Linked DNA regions of Mus musculus: region 2 is linked to region 1. Evidence: chromatin loops called from intact Hi-C (ENCODE). Cell type or tissue: left cerebral cortex. All regions are shown on one strand. Each heading gives the region's core, and the rest is flanking DNA. Links, peaks and the distances in the headings are about the cores only.

Region 1 (7,594 bases), core at 1,314-6,313:
TTTCTTAGCTTCTACATTCAGTGCTCACTGTCATCACCGAGGAAATTTAAGGCATGAATCTAAAGGCAGGGTCACTTGCTATTTCATGTGTAATTATCTCCAGGCAAGGAACTCATTTCATAGTCAAGAAATACAGCAGGAACCATGGAGTATCTGATTAGCTGGCTTACTCACAACATCATGCTTAGCCAGCTTTCTCTTTCAGCCTTGGGCTATCTGTCAAGGGTGTGATGCCACCCAGAGTGGGCTGGACTTTCCTACTTCATTAAACGACCCAGAAAATTTCCAACAACCATGGCTACATGTCAGTTTAACTCAGAAGTCCCTAAAATTGAGAGTCCTTTCTCAGGTGGATCTAGTCTGTGCTAAGATGAAAGTTAAAGCTAACTCAACCAAATTCAATCTCCAGTTGAGGTTACTGCCTAGTTGTGCCAGTAGTAAGGATTGAGAGTGAACGTTAGTCAGCCATTGGGTTTATAGTAATTTTCTATTTAATATTTAGTGTGCTATGTTGATGTTGAATTCATCTCTTCCATCTTAACTAGCTAAGAGCTAGAATTCTTTCTTCATATCAGGCTCTAGAATGTGAGGACTCGAGACAGATTTTTGGTTATTTGTCACTTACAGAGAAAACAAATAAAATGTTTCGGTGGAAGATTAGGTTTGAAGCTAGAATAGTTTGCTCATGCCTGTAATCACAGTACTCAGGAAACCCAGGCACTAGGAAGCCCATATGTTGGAGGCTTATACCTGACTGCGTAGTAAGTGTTAGCCTCAAGAAAACAAAAATAATGAAGCAGGTTCAGAGTTTTATCATAAACTATGCATCTAGAATCGTTTTAGATGACACACATAGTAGTATGCTCTTGTTAGAAACTCCAGAACATCCCTCATTCAGATTGTACTGACTGAGAAGCAGAGAATAATCAAGGCAGACAGAAAAGGCCAGGCTTTTTGAGACACTTGTGAGGTAATTAGACTGCCTTTACTCTGCAGACAGCACCCACTCCTTTTCCAAGACGCTCGTGCATTGTGATTGCACCCAGACGGTGAACAGATTTGCTTCATATTGTGGTGGGAAGAATGTGAAGAGGGAGCTACTGAGTAGGAGGGAGGCTACAGGCGAACACTTCCTCCAGCAGACAGGAAAGAAGGAAGGTGGGTGAGGCCTTCCATCCTTCCTTCCTTCCTTCCTTCGCTGCCAGGTTCAGTTACAGCCACATTCAGAGAATCTTACCCACAACAGCCATGGAAATGTCAATTGATCTGTGCCTGACCAGTTAATGAGATATGTATGGTAGGATGCCTGGCCAAAAGCAATTCTAGAGTTATGAGAGTTTGTTGTTGTTTGGTTGGATTTTTAAAAAAAAGATTTATTTGTTTATTTAATGTATATGAGTATTCTGCTTTCATGCACAGCAAAAGAGAATATTGTATCCCATTACAGATGGTTGTGAGCCACCATGAGGTTGCTGGGAATTGAATTTAGGACCTCTAGAAGAGCAGTCAGTACTCTTAGCCACTGAGCCATTTCTCTAGCCACCGAGATCTGTGTTTTTAAAGTTTTCGGAACTTCTATTTATTTCATTCTCAAAGAAATTTGTCAGTTGTCCAAACAGGTTACCTGGATGAATACTGCCCAAGTACATAGTCCAAATAGTCCAGATATCTCCAGAGATTTATTATATAACATCATAGACTTGTATTATATGGCTGTCCCTTTGGAAAGATTTCTGTTTTAACAATTTATCATTGAAAACATCTTACATTCATCCTGAAAATATGACTGACGATGTTTCACTCAATGAAGGAACTTGATGTGGAGCCCTGGCTACCTGCAGGGATTTGACTTCTGAGAGCCATGCGGTGAAAAGAAAGACCTAACTCTTGAAAGTTGTCTTTTGAGACATGGACCCAATTAATACACACACACACACACACACACACACACACACACACACACACCACAAGGGACAGGGAGAGAGAGAGAGAGAGAGAGAGAGAGAGAGAGAGAGAGAGAGAGAGAGAGAGGGAGAGGGAGAGAGAGAGAGAAGATGGTAAGCAAATAGAAAACAAAATATAATAGTGATAAATTTTTTAATCTCATTTTAATGCCATCTGATTCAGAGATAGGATTTTAATGTGTGTGTTTGCATGTTCATACATGTGTGGGTAGATGTTTGTGTAGGATGGGATGGTTGCCTACATTTATCATTTTGATACCATCTAGGATCACTCAGAAAGGAAATTTGCAGCAAGATATTGTCTATGTTAGTTTGTCTATATACATGTAGCTGGAGGATTATCTTGATTATTTTAATTTAGGTAGAAAGACTTGACCACTGTGGGTGGCAGCATCTTCTGAGCAGATTTAACTGTATAAGAGTAGACAAAGTAAACTGATGTACAAGTGTGCATTAATCTGTTGTTTTCTTCCCTTGGGTGTAGATGTAATACGATTAGATGATTCCATGTTTCTGTAACCTTAAGTTCCTGGCAACAGTGTACTTTACCCTGAAACTAAGTGAAATTTCCCTTTCTCCCCTAAGCTACTATTTTCAGCACATTTTAACACAATGGCAGAAATAAGACTAAGACTGTGGGTGCACATATACATAAGCCCATGTACAAGGAAAGGCCAGCTGATATGCTTATATATTATTCCTTAAGCATTACCCACTGAATTTTATTGAGATTTGGCCTGAAACTCATTAAGAGGGCCAGGAGGGATGCTCAAGAACTCCCTTGTCTTCATCTCCCCCATGATGGGATTAAAGAATGGGGTGATTTTACGTTACTATTGTCTTATCTTCAAAGATAACCAAAGAGATGCTTAGGGAATTAGTTTTGTGCAGCTAGAAACCAAGGGGTACTAAACACTCCCAGCAAACAATTAGAAGTATGAAAGATGCAAAGGATTGTAAGCAGGCTTCAAGGGAGGCATAGCTACTTAAATATTCTGATTTGGGATCTCTGCCCCTCAAGAAACAGAAAATTTCAAATGCTTTACATCAACCTATTTGAAAGCCCTGGAAACTCAAGCGGATGTCTTCCAAGATCATCTTTACAACTGTTTAAAATAATTTGAATCATTCACTTCTTCTTGATAGCCCTTTTAATCCCTTTAAATATCTTTGTACCTTTTGATCCAGGCTCTCTTTGATATATATTTGGTGAGATGTGGCTCCTTTTTTTCTCTTTATCTTTTTTGTCTCTTTTCTATGACTTCTTCTGAAATCCTACCCATTTTTCATGACATCATTTAAATTTCACCTTCCTGAGGAACGTTATCTCTTGCCAGTCCTCTTCTCCATCATTGCTTGCCATCTGTGCTATTATCAAGTCACTTATGACTGTCATAATCAGAACCATTGGAAAAATATGACCTGAGTATTTACTGTATTTGAACAGGCACTTCTCTATTGTCTGTAGTTGACTGAGCCCAATACCTGTTTGGGGGTATGCATAAGACAGTGTAGTCAAATTAATTAGAAGGACTCTCAGCATGCTCTTTCAGACATATGTGTGGCATATTTGTAACTATTCCTTTTAACATTGACTGTAGAAAAATCTCCAATATATTTGCAAGCAAAGATGAAGTGAAACCTGCATGGGTTTTGGAGACAGTCTTTAACTTATGACCCATTTTGTTTTGCCTCTGTATGCACGCTCAGGCCAGATGTTGAAACAGATCCAGGACAAGATATTTCACCATCAGTTAATATGCCACTTTTTAACTCCAGCCAATAAAGGATTTCCATAAAGATGTAAATATGATCCCATCAAAAAAAATTGAAAAAGGAGCTGGAGAAATGCCTAGTTAATAGCACTGGCTGCCTTTGCAAAGGACTAGTGTTCAGTTTCTACAATCCACATTGTGGCTCACCAATATCTGTTAACGCCAGTTCCAGGGTATCAGACCCCTTTTTCTGAACTGCAGTGTGCACTGCACACATGTGCACAAACAAAAATGCTTGAAAACCACCTTTACACATAAAAAATAATAATTACCCAGCTTTGGTGGTGCATGCCTTTAATTCTAGCACTTGAGAGTTAAAAGCAGGCAGACATATTTGTGTGAGTTCAAAGCCAGTCTGGGCTATATAGTGAGTTCTAGGCCAGTCAAATTGTGGTAAATTGTCTAAAAGAAATAAAAAAAGTAAAAATCATTAAGAAATTAATCCATAATTCATCCATTACCTAAAGAGTATTTTTCTAGTCTTTTTATGGTTTGTGTATTTTGCATGTCAGTGGCATATTGGGAATAAACCAATATATATTTTCTGAACAAACACTCTGAAAAGCACATTGTGTTATGAACATTGAAAAAATTATTATTAAATACTTTGGAAGTTTGGAGAAATGTCCTGGTTGTTAAAGAACACAAAGGACAAGGGTAAGGACCAGATATCATATATGTACTATGAGATATAAGGCCACGATGGCTTACCTGTGGCAATTCCAGCCTTTGGTAGTAGAGATGAGACAGGGCATCCTCAGATGAAGCTCTCTATGGAGTGTCGCCATACCTGTGGTATCTGAGACTGAACTAGAACACCTACCTCAATGAATAAGGTGGAAGAGGTCTGAAGGATGACTTCTGACATCAACATTCTGCCTCCACATGTACCCCATCCTCCCACATGTATAAGCATGCATTTATCTACATGCATAGCACATGCACATAGGAAGGATGGACAAAGGAAAAAAGTGATGATTTTAACAATTTCTACATTTTATCAATATGGAGCCTTTGGCACATAAAAACGGACTGCTAGTCAATGTTGAATAATTAAACGAATAACTGACTAAATAGTTTTGCATCTAGGCTGCTGACTTTGGGCAGATATTCCTGTCATGAGATCACAAAGAAGACTTAATTCATCTACACCTCCAACCTACTCTGGCAGTACTTCTTTTCTTGAGCAAGTGGTAGATGGAATAAGTAGTTGTCTGTTTTCATATTTCTTCAGTTATTTATTAGTTCTGTGATGCTAGCATAGCATCTGGTAAAATTATAGAGTTTAACTATGCTTTTATTCATTTGTAAATTCATACTTTTATTCATTTCATAGTTATTAGTGACTGTGTTCTGTAGACTATGCAACCTGAATGCACTTGAACTAGAAGAGGACTGAGTTAAACCTTTATATAAAAGTTGTCATTGGGCAAAGGACTATTTATTTGTGAATTAATATGGAAGATTACAATTCATAAGACTTTTGTAGTCCATCTTCTTCTCTTAAGCAGACACTCACCTCCATCATTTATTTCCTTTATTGTTTATTTATAGCACTAATGGTAGTAATGAAGGTATAATAGCTGTAAGTACTGGCCCCTGCCATTGATTTACTTATTTAATCTTTATAATAACCCCAAAGATATCTATGAGCTTTATCTTCATTTTACAGTTTGCAATGCTCATACTAAGTTTAATGGGATAGAATTCTGGCCTCAGCAGTTTGTCTCCAGAACCTTCGTTCTAAACCAATTCAACATACTCTATGGACAATTTGTTCTCAAATTTGTGCAAACCCTCTTTAGACTATGAAGTGAAGCTAAGAAACTCTCCTTACTGCATTACATGAACATTATCAATGGTCAGATCTAGTGGTAGTTACGTAGGTCTGAGTTTTAGCAACAAGGAGAGCATTTAAAAACATTTGTGTGGAAGACCTTTGAGCAGGTTTGCTGCTTTACAGCTTCATGTGTGGTCCAAAATGCTTCCACTTCCCTCTAGAATTCCTTCCTTCAGAAATAACTTTTCTCAATGTCAGAAAAATAGCTTTGTTCTTGTGAAAGATGTGTGGATATAACTTACTATATATTGAAGTATCGAGAACCTTTTTGCATCCAAAAGATTGAACATGTTATTCCTCTGAGGCAGTGATGACGAATGTGGAGCTTTCTTTTATTCATTTCATTGGCCGTTAACACAATTGGAACTGGTCATGACTAGTCATTGAATATATTATTGTTACACTGAACACTCAGGAAAAAAAAATTCTTGTTCTAAGAAGAGTGGTTTATAACCCAAATTTCCTATTTCTCTTCTGTTCAAAGGACATCAGTGTTCATTCTATTATAGTATTGTTTCATCTCTAAATTGTATTATGTTACTTAAAGTGTGTTTAAAGTAAATAAATAGTATAGATAATAATTTTTAAAAATTTCTTTCTTTATTTTAAAAAAGATTTGTTAATTTATGTATATATGTGAGTACAAGTACAAATGGTTGTGAGCCTTCGTGTGATTGTTGGAAATTTAATTTTTAAGAACCTCTGCTTTTTCCAGTCAACCCAGCTCCTTCCAGTCAGCCCTGTTCACTCAGTCCCTGCTTGCTTCTGCCCAAAGATTTATTTATTATTATACATAAGTACACTGTAACTGACTTCAAACACATCAGAAGAGGGCATCAGATCACATTACGGCTGGTTGTGAGCCACCATGTGATTGCTGGGATTTGAACTCAGGAGCGTCAGAAGAGCAGGCAGTGCTCTTACCCACTGAGCCATCTTGACAGGCCCCCAGAAATGCCTATTTGTCTCTTTTGCTAATGCCTTTTGCTCTTTCAATATGTAGCTGAGTTTTTTTCCTGGCACCTATTGAACTACTATCCCACGATTTTTGTGTCTTTATTCAGTTTATCACAATTCAGGACAGGCCATTAGTGGGCTATCTATAATTTCTTGTGTTTGTGTTCACTAGTACAGTAATAGCATGACTATTATGGTCATAATTTTTTTTGTTATATCTGAATATATGATCCCATGCTGAATACACTGCATACTTAGATCACAATGCTTGAAAAAAAATCAAGATTTTACTGACCTGGAAACTTCCTCTTTAAGACTAGATCTCATTGTATTCTAGTTAAATGTGCAATGCAACCTCTCAAGGGAGAAAAGCTGTTAACAGTCCTACCCAGATGTAGAGCCTAATAACCACAATGATTACTGGCCTGGTAATGCATCTCTATCAGAGGTTTAGTGTCACTAATATCTTTGGGTATAACCAATACCTGTTAGATTGCATTTAGGACCCCTATCAGAAGGAGAGTGCTCATGCCTGTACTTCAAATCTAGTCAGCCAAGAGCCCATGGCTAGATAGACAATGGATACCAGGGAAAATCTACTAACATTTTGCCAAATGAATAGCATTTTTAACTCTCTCTAAATACTCATAACTGTAGAAAAGTGAAGCTCTCAATCCTCATTGGAGAAGTTTCTTTGTGGCAGATGGAGGTTATTACAGAGACCAGAACTGGCCAAAATGTAGAGAATATATAACCATGGAGTGTGTAGCTCTAAATAAGTCATCTATAACATAACTTCTACACTGAAGGCTCATGAACATTAAAGGGGTTAGAAAGATCTTAGAAGCCCGGAATTCAGGACGATTGTGATAAGAAAATGTCTTCTGGACCCAGTGAACTTCCAGAAATATATATGTAGGAGATCTACACAAGACCATACCAGTCAACATGCAAATACAGCCAGGGGTAAAGTTCTCTATATCCCAACATCAGGTAAAGACATGTAAGCAGTTGATGGCTGCTGATAAAGGGATAAGAATTTTCCCTCAGAGATAAGC
Region 2 (7,594 bases), core at 1,675-6,674, 410 kb before region 1:
CAATGCATAAAGAGGTAGAAAATTCCGGTTTTAGTTACATCTGTATCCATCACCCATGTGACTGTATGAGCAAGTCACTTAGCTATGTGAATAACAAGGCAGAAAAATTCTGAACCTAGACGCAGTTCCTCCTCTGAATTTGTATTGCATTAAAATACAAAATTGTAATACTTCAATGAAGCTTTTTCATGAATTATTTTCAATAGTTATAATAAACACCAGATGCTATGCATAATCTATCACTACCTGGGGCTAATTTGAGAGGTTCCTTATGGGTTACCAAAGAATGTTTACTAAGTTCACTTTCCTTTTACACACTAATATTTATGATTTTAACTGACATAAGGACAGCCTATTTATTTAATAATAGAGAGAGATACCCTGTAATCAATGTGTTGAATCTTGGTCCATGTTCTTGTTTCCTCTCAGGAAAGATTTGACTTAACGGGGCTGAAAAGATGGCTCAGGGATTAAAAGCATTTTGCTCTCAAAGGAAACCAGGTTTCCATTTTCAGTTTCAATGTGCAACATAACAATATTTGTAACCCTAGTTTCATGGTATGAAACAAAATTAAACATGGTACCTATACATGTATGTAAGCAGAACATTAATATGCACGGTCATAAAATGAATCCTTTTTAAACATGGAAATTAATGAATGAGTTCCTTAATTTATCAAAAAAAAAAAACAGAAATAAAGCACCTCTAATAACATCTGCAATAGAGTTATAACACAAATTCCATATGCTATATATCACAAACACTATCTTCCACTCCATCTTCATGCCTGGTCAATGCCTTTTCTTCCCTTTAAAACCAGAATTGTACCATAATTCACTCAAATCTTGACCACTCTGTGGCCTATTTTAAAGCTGAATCTGTGTCACTCCAGTTAAAAGTAGATTGAAATCATTATTCTATGATAAATATGTACACTTTTATCCTTTTTTATCTCTTAACTATGATTTGGAATATTCTCCTCTTGCAGTACTGTAAGATGTATAGATGACAAAGAGGAGGCCATGACCACAGCCAAAGGTAATGGAGTCTCCTAAGACATCATAGATTTGATTAGCAGTTACTGAGCCACAACATGCCTTTAGTAACAATAGATATTATGTCTTGTTATTTGTAGTTGAATCCCGCTAACTATTAACATGGTAACTCTTATTTGTCAAATTGCATTCTTTGACTAAAATCACTGGCTTTTTGTCACACTTGAAGTTATTTGCTGCTAGCTACATCTGCACGGTAATTGCATCTTGAAAGTAAGGTTTTACTAGCACACATCTATTCTTACTTTGTGTATGCTGTCTATAACCACTGTAAGAGTACTGAGTAGTTGTGACAGACCATACTCCCTTCCAAAGCTGATGATACTCTCCGGATCTTTACCGATGTTTTATATCCTTCCCCAATCTATGCCAGCAGATACCCACTGGGGGTGGTGTCACACACAGTATTTGTCATGAGGGACATTTTGTATGACACTACAAGTCCAAGGCTTATCAAAATCACAGTATCACAGAACTAAACTGCCCATGCCTTCAATCCTAACAGTGGTACCATTGAAAAATAATACCCATTCTCAATAGAGTAGTCCTCAATATAATTGCATGGCATATCTGCAGCGTGTAAACACTTTCGGTGTTCATAGCATAGTGGCAATTGGTGAATCTGAACTATTGACATAACACCTCTTTGTGTAAGGTTGTGGGATAGTATAAGGATAGCAAAACAGAATCTTAATGTAGGAGAGCTATATAAAAAAGGAAGCTGTTGTATACAGGACATGCACTGTGGACTGGAAGGTCCATATATGTGAAATGTAATCCCAACCAAACTCACTATGCTACAAATTAGCTAGCTCTAGGAAGGGCAGTCTGTTCAAGTTTGCAAGGTCTCTGAAATATCACATCAAAACAAAATGCAGAAAGTCCGAAGCATAATACCTGATGAAAGCCAGCTTCCACTGTCAGTATCTCACGCGACTACTGTCACTCAGAACCATGAGATTGGTACATTCCGATCATCGATACCTTCAGCACCTGCCTCAAATTCTTCCTCACTCCACCTTCTGGGTTATTCATAGTGGTCTCCATAACACTCCTTATATGTATCCCCTTACTCACATTACTGTTCTTAATAACCCCAATAACTTACTGGGTCACCACGCTGAATATTGTCTGTCATGGACATTCTTTCTGAGTTAAGTAGAAGTGTGTGTGTGTGTGTGTGTGTGTGTGTGAGAGAGAGAGAGAGAGAGAGAAAGAGAGAGAGAGAGAGAGAGACAGAGAGACAGAGAGAGACAAAGAGAGAGACAGGGAGAGGGAGAGGGAAGAGAGGGACAGGGAGAGGGAAGAGGGAGAGGGACAGGGAACAGAGGGAGAGAGAAGAGGGAGAGGGAAGAGGGAGAGGGAGAGTGAGAGTGAGAGGGAAGTGGGAGAGGGAGAGGGAAGAGGGAGAGGGAAGATGGAAGAGGGAGAGGGAAGAGGGAGAGGGAAGAGGGACAGGGAGAGGGAAGAGGGAGAGGGACAGGGAACAGAGGGAGAGAGAAGAGGGAGAGGGAGAGGGAAGATGGAAGAGGGAGAGGGAGAGGAAGAGGGAGAGGGAAGAGGGAGAGGGAGAGGGAAGATGGAAGAGTGAGAGGAAGAGGGAGAGGGAAGAGGGAGAGGGGAGAGGGAGAGGGAGGGGAGAGGGAGAGGGGAGAGGGAAGAGGGAGAGGGAGAGGGAAGAGGGAGAGGGGAGAGGGGAAAGGGAGAGGGAGAGGGGAGAGGGGAAAGGGAGGGGGAGGGGGAGGGAGAGGGGAGAGGGGAAAGGGAGAGGGAGAGGGGAGAGGGGAAAGGGAGGGGGAGGGGGAGAGGGGAGAGGGGAAAGGGAGGGGGAGGGGGAGAGGGGTAGGGAGAGGGGGAGAGGGAGAGGGAGAGGGAGAGGGAGAGGGAGAGGGAGAGGGAGAGGGAGAGGGAGAGGGAGAGAGTTATATATCGTATCTCTCATGCCAACCAACACTACCTTCAGAAAGCAGTGCTGCCAGAGGTTCAAGTGCTCAGAAATTAAAGCAATTAATTCATCAAATCCAATTAAAGTCATTCTAAGAATAAAGAAGAAATCATGCCCAGTATAAAACCAACTTCAAAATATCTTGCAGAAAAGGAAATCCTTGTAAGAGCATCAGGACAGGTCTGAGAATCAGGAGTCCCTCAGTCTTTATCACAAACAGATGTTTTAGGCACAAGGCAGCACTGTGCACTTTAAGTTAACTTTACATTTTTATTAAATAGTTTATTTTCATGTTTTCATATCAGTAAGACTACTTGGAATTTTATCTTCTAGATAAAATCCATGGAAAGACAGAGTTTTCATGATATTTGGAAGGGAGCCAGAAACCCAAAGGGCTGAGATATAGAAGAAAAGACAAGAAAGGATAGAACTGGAGGCCCGGGAAGGTCAGGTTTCAGAGGAGGTCACACACAGTATACGCAAGAGTCTGGACTTTGTTTGGGGTGAATGGTGAGAAAAAGCGTGGGTCTGCTCCACAGCAGGCAAGACAACTGGACATCTTAGGTTGCTTTCATTGTTCCATTCACAGGGAGTAGGGCTAGACAAAATTATATTTCTGAAAGATAGTTCCTGAAAGCACATGGCTGTGAAGACTAGAAAAAATATATATATGAGGAGCGCACAAAGCTGTGGCCTAGGAGACAGTTATAAAAACCTACTGGAATGGAAAAAATGCATTACAAAGGAACCTTCTAAAGTGAGGAGAAAAATGGGAATCAAAAGTTGCCCAAAACCTGTGGTAGAAAAATTCTGCCAGGAGGAAAAGAGCTTAACCATAGACTGGGGGATCTCCATGGAAGAAATGAGCAGAAAGATGCCCACTTTTATAAGAACTATTAACCTGGGGATAGAGCTAGGTGGTACCAAGATTTTTCAGCTTGAGCAAGGCTCTGGTTTCTATCTTAAGCAATGGGAGCAACAGGAAAGACATAAATGGAATTGTCACTGATTCCTTAAAAATCACTAATATTTACATTTTCATTCCATTTTTGTGATTAAAATATTTGTTTATAATTGTTAACTGTGTTTTAAAGAAATGTCACAAATTTTAAAATATTTGTTAATATTTGTCAGTGAGATAGGACAAAAACAAATCAAAATACAATGAATGTTCCATTGGAGTTTCTCATGAATTTAAACCGAAAGTGTTCTGTGTTTAAATAGCTCATGGAAAGGTAAAAGAGAAATGCAAAGAATTCATCTTTATCTTTATCTACTCTATGACCCCTGAGCTTTATCTTGGGGTCAGTATAAAAATGTTGATATTGAAACGCATTTCTTATACTTTTAATTATAAAGAGGCTGGGACAAGAAATGTTAACACTTTTGCAGTACGTGAACAGTAAAAATTCCCACAAATCAAGCATGGAGAAAAAAACCTAAACTGGAACACAGGGGAAAATTCTCTAAAGTATTAGAAGCACCAAAGATTAACTGTCAAAATAGAGGAGAATGGAATTTCAGCTTAATACTGACAGCAGAACTTAGGACTCGAGAGCAAGGTGCCAGGATTTATGAAAAGAAGAAAGAGATGTTTATGAAGAAAGACGACCTTGTGCTGTCTTGTTAGAATATAACCAGAGCCAGAGCAGCAAGCCAGCATTTTATGGTTCAGCCTGATTTGTCACACATGGTGGGAAATGTATTTACATCTCACAAACATGCCCAAAGTCAGTGCTGAGAATGAGCAGAGCCACCTTACAAGGGCTGACAATTCCACAGTTCTTTGCAAGCAGTTCTGGAAGTTTCTCTTCTCCTTATTTTCATAGCTTGTTTTACAGTTTAAAAAAAAAAAAACAACATGGGTTTTTACAGTTGGATGAAACTGGGTTCTCTGTCACAATACTTTCTTCAATGGCAAACATCCTTTTCCATTTTTGAAATAGAGTTGTTTGGCCAATAATGTTAGAAGGTACGAGGTCCATATCTGGAGGATAGCTACTCCCTCAACGCTCATTCTGTACACAAGCCCAGTACATATTCTGTTAGAATTGGAGACATGGAGTCACTTACAATGGCTGCTGGCTATTTCATGTAAAATACCACCTGAAGAATCAATCCCTGGCTTGAACTTATGGACCAATAGATAGATAGATAGATAGATAGATAGATAGATAGATAGATAGATAGATAGATAGATAGATAGATAGATAGATAGATAGATAGATGCATGCATGCTTCTATTCAGAGACGTTTGTCTTTCCACTATTACATTCATCTGCTAAAGCAGGAGTGAAATCCCAGTGCCCCTCATAAAATGCACACAAACAATCCTGTTCTTTTTTTTCTCCCCCATTTGGGTTAAATTAGAAAGAACATACATCTAGTTGATGGAGCCCAGAAATCTTCACAAACCTAACCATGTAATAAAGGGCACTTCCATAGCTAAGCAGCCTGTCTTGTCAGCTGTCTAGAATGGGACACAGCTACCCTGACTATTCACCCAAGGAGAAAACAAGTTGATCTTTACCCAGAGCTCACAGATGTACATCTAAATAATTGGAAGAACTGGATCTTTTTCAGAAGCTTTATTCTATTTTGGGTTTACCAAGCTTCACAGAGCAATTTCACAGCCAACTAAGGACCAATGCACATACATCACCAGATACACAGACATCACTACAGATGTGGAATCATATGACATGAAACTAGTAAGAATCATAATGCTTGAGCTGGAGAGATGTCTCAGAGGGTAAAGGCACCTGTCTCCAAGCCTGACAACCTGGGATTCATCTGCAGGATACAAGCAGTGGAGGAAAGTACTGACTATTTCAATTTTTGTTCAGACCTCCACATAAGTGTCACTACATTCACTCCTACACACACATATTCCAAATAAATAAATAAATAAATAAATAAATAAATAAATAGACAAACAAACACATCAGTCTGCAAGGTGTTCCCTCTTCCTTTTAGACTTAGTTTTTAGTTATTTTCAGAGCCACTGTGAAATATCTAGTGGATATAGGGGTCCATAGTACGTAGTCCCTGAGGCATATATACTACCCCATTGATGATATACTCTGTTTTTCTGTAACAGTTTTTGCATGTCCAGCTCTTGAGCAAATAAAAGTAGAGAACAAAACATTAATAGTAACCCTACCCCCAGAACAGGGCAGAAGTCTTGTGCTCCATCAAATTTACATATATCCTCAGTGCTCCACAATTCTTACCAAAATGCATGCAAATTTCATGCTGCGCTGATTGCCACTGTTAGATTATGAACCAGCAGCACAAAATACGGCATCCCTAGCAATAATGCAGGTAGGGCTTCGGTGCAGAACCTAAGTCACTGAGAATATTAATCAATAATGAATAAGTTAATTAAATCATGCCAATGTTGGTGACTTCGCTTGCGAGTGTAGAGCCAGCACTATCTACTTGATTAAAATCCTCCCGACATTACAGCACCTGAAATATCTCACAACCCAACAACCTCCCTGAGGTGCCCTGCTCTTCACATTTTTCCCAACTCTTTGCCAAGTTCTTTTTAGCAACTTCCTTACCTGGTAAACATTCTTCAGTTTTAATTACATGCTTATTGTGGGTGAATCACAATTGAAGTAATTTTAGAAGGTGAGATATTTGCTAACTGTAGAAGAGAAAAAAAAAGCCTAATGAAATTCAAATACATTTCCCTGCTTATTATCCAAATGTACAGCTGTTTGCATAGGCCTACATAGTGGTTATTGCTATTTTCATCCCCAGCTGAACCCCTAATCTCTTGTTCCTATTTAAGACCATTGATCCTCCCCCAGAAATCAGGGAGAAATCTTTTCCTTTTTTAAAAAACTAGACTTGCACAGAGCTTCTCTTACATATGCTATGAAAAAGGAAAAAACATCTTTTGGGAGTTCCCTTGAAAAATGGTACAAGAAAAATTACATATATATCAAGGAGGAAATGAGAGGAGGAAGAGTAAGAACTTTTATTTGGCTCAAGAACTCTTTCACAAATGGTGGTGGTGCCTTTAATCCCAGCAATAAGGAGGCCGAGACATGCAGATTTCTGAATTCAAGGCCAGCCTAGTCTATAGAGCAAGTTCCAAGACAGCCAGAGCTATATAGTACAATTGTCTTCAACCAACCTATCAAACAAACAAAGAAACAAACACACACACACACACACACACACACACACACACACACAAAATGGTTCAAATGTAATTTGGAATTCATTCATAATGAGCCCAAGACAGATTAGTTCAGTTAGCTAGTGAAGCCCTAATTTGTTTCCTTTTACTCAATATTTTTTTTAAAAATTAGGTGAAGCTCTTTGAGGTAAGGTTTCCTGGTCTCAAAATCATGATATTCCTGCTTCAGCCTACTGAGTGCCAGGATGGTAGGGTGCACCTACATGGTTGGCCTCAATTCAGTTTGTTGTTTAAAAGTGATAAACTGATATCAGCTTGTATTTTAATGAAAAAAAATATTTGAAAATGGGAAGCAGTTATTTAATATTAAATGCTTATAGTCTAAGAATGTAAATAATTTTCCCAGTGACTGTATTAGATCTCAAAAGTACATGCTGAAG

Evidence for each region. Hi-C counts contacts between places; a loop is a spot of excess contacts. Peaks named below come from ENCODE experiments on the same cell type or tissue, not always from the same donor. Only the 100,000 strongest peaks of a DNase experiment are listed, where the experiment ranks them.
Region 2: it touches region 1 in a loop (8-fold over the local background); 2 of 42 quality-filtered maps call a loop at or near these places.

Annotation. Positions count from the first base shown.
Region 1 is chr6:78,279,684-78,287,277 of GRCm38, forward strand. No RefSeq gene overlaps it. Among named protein-coding and RNA genes, the nearest start is that of Reg3b, 87 kb to the right of the region's middle. In left cerebral cortex, for the core only: no CTCF peak of the experiment used is centred there; no DNase peak of the experiment used is centred there.
Region 2 is chr6:77,864,872-77,872,465 of GRCm38, forward strand. The region is part of intron 2 of Ctnna2 (catenin (cadherin associated protein), alpha 2); the gene reads right to left. Among named protein-coding and RNA genes, the nearest start is that of Ctnna2, 110 kb to the right of the region's middle. In left cerebral cortex, for the core only: no CTCF peak of the experiment used is centred there; DNase peaks (open chromatin) are centred at 4,692 and 6,263.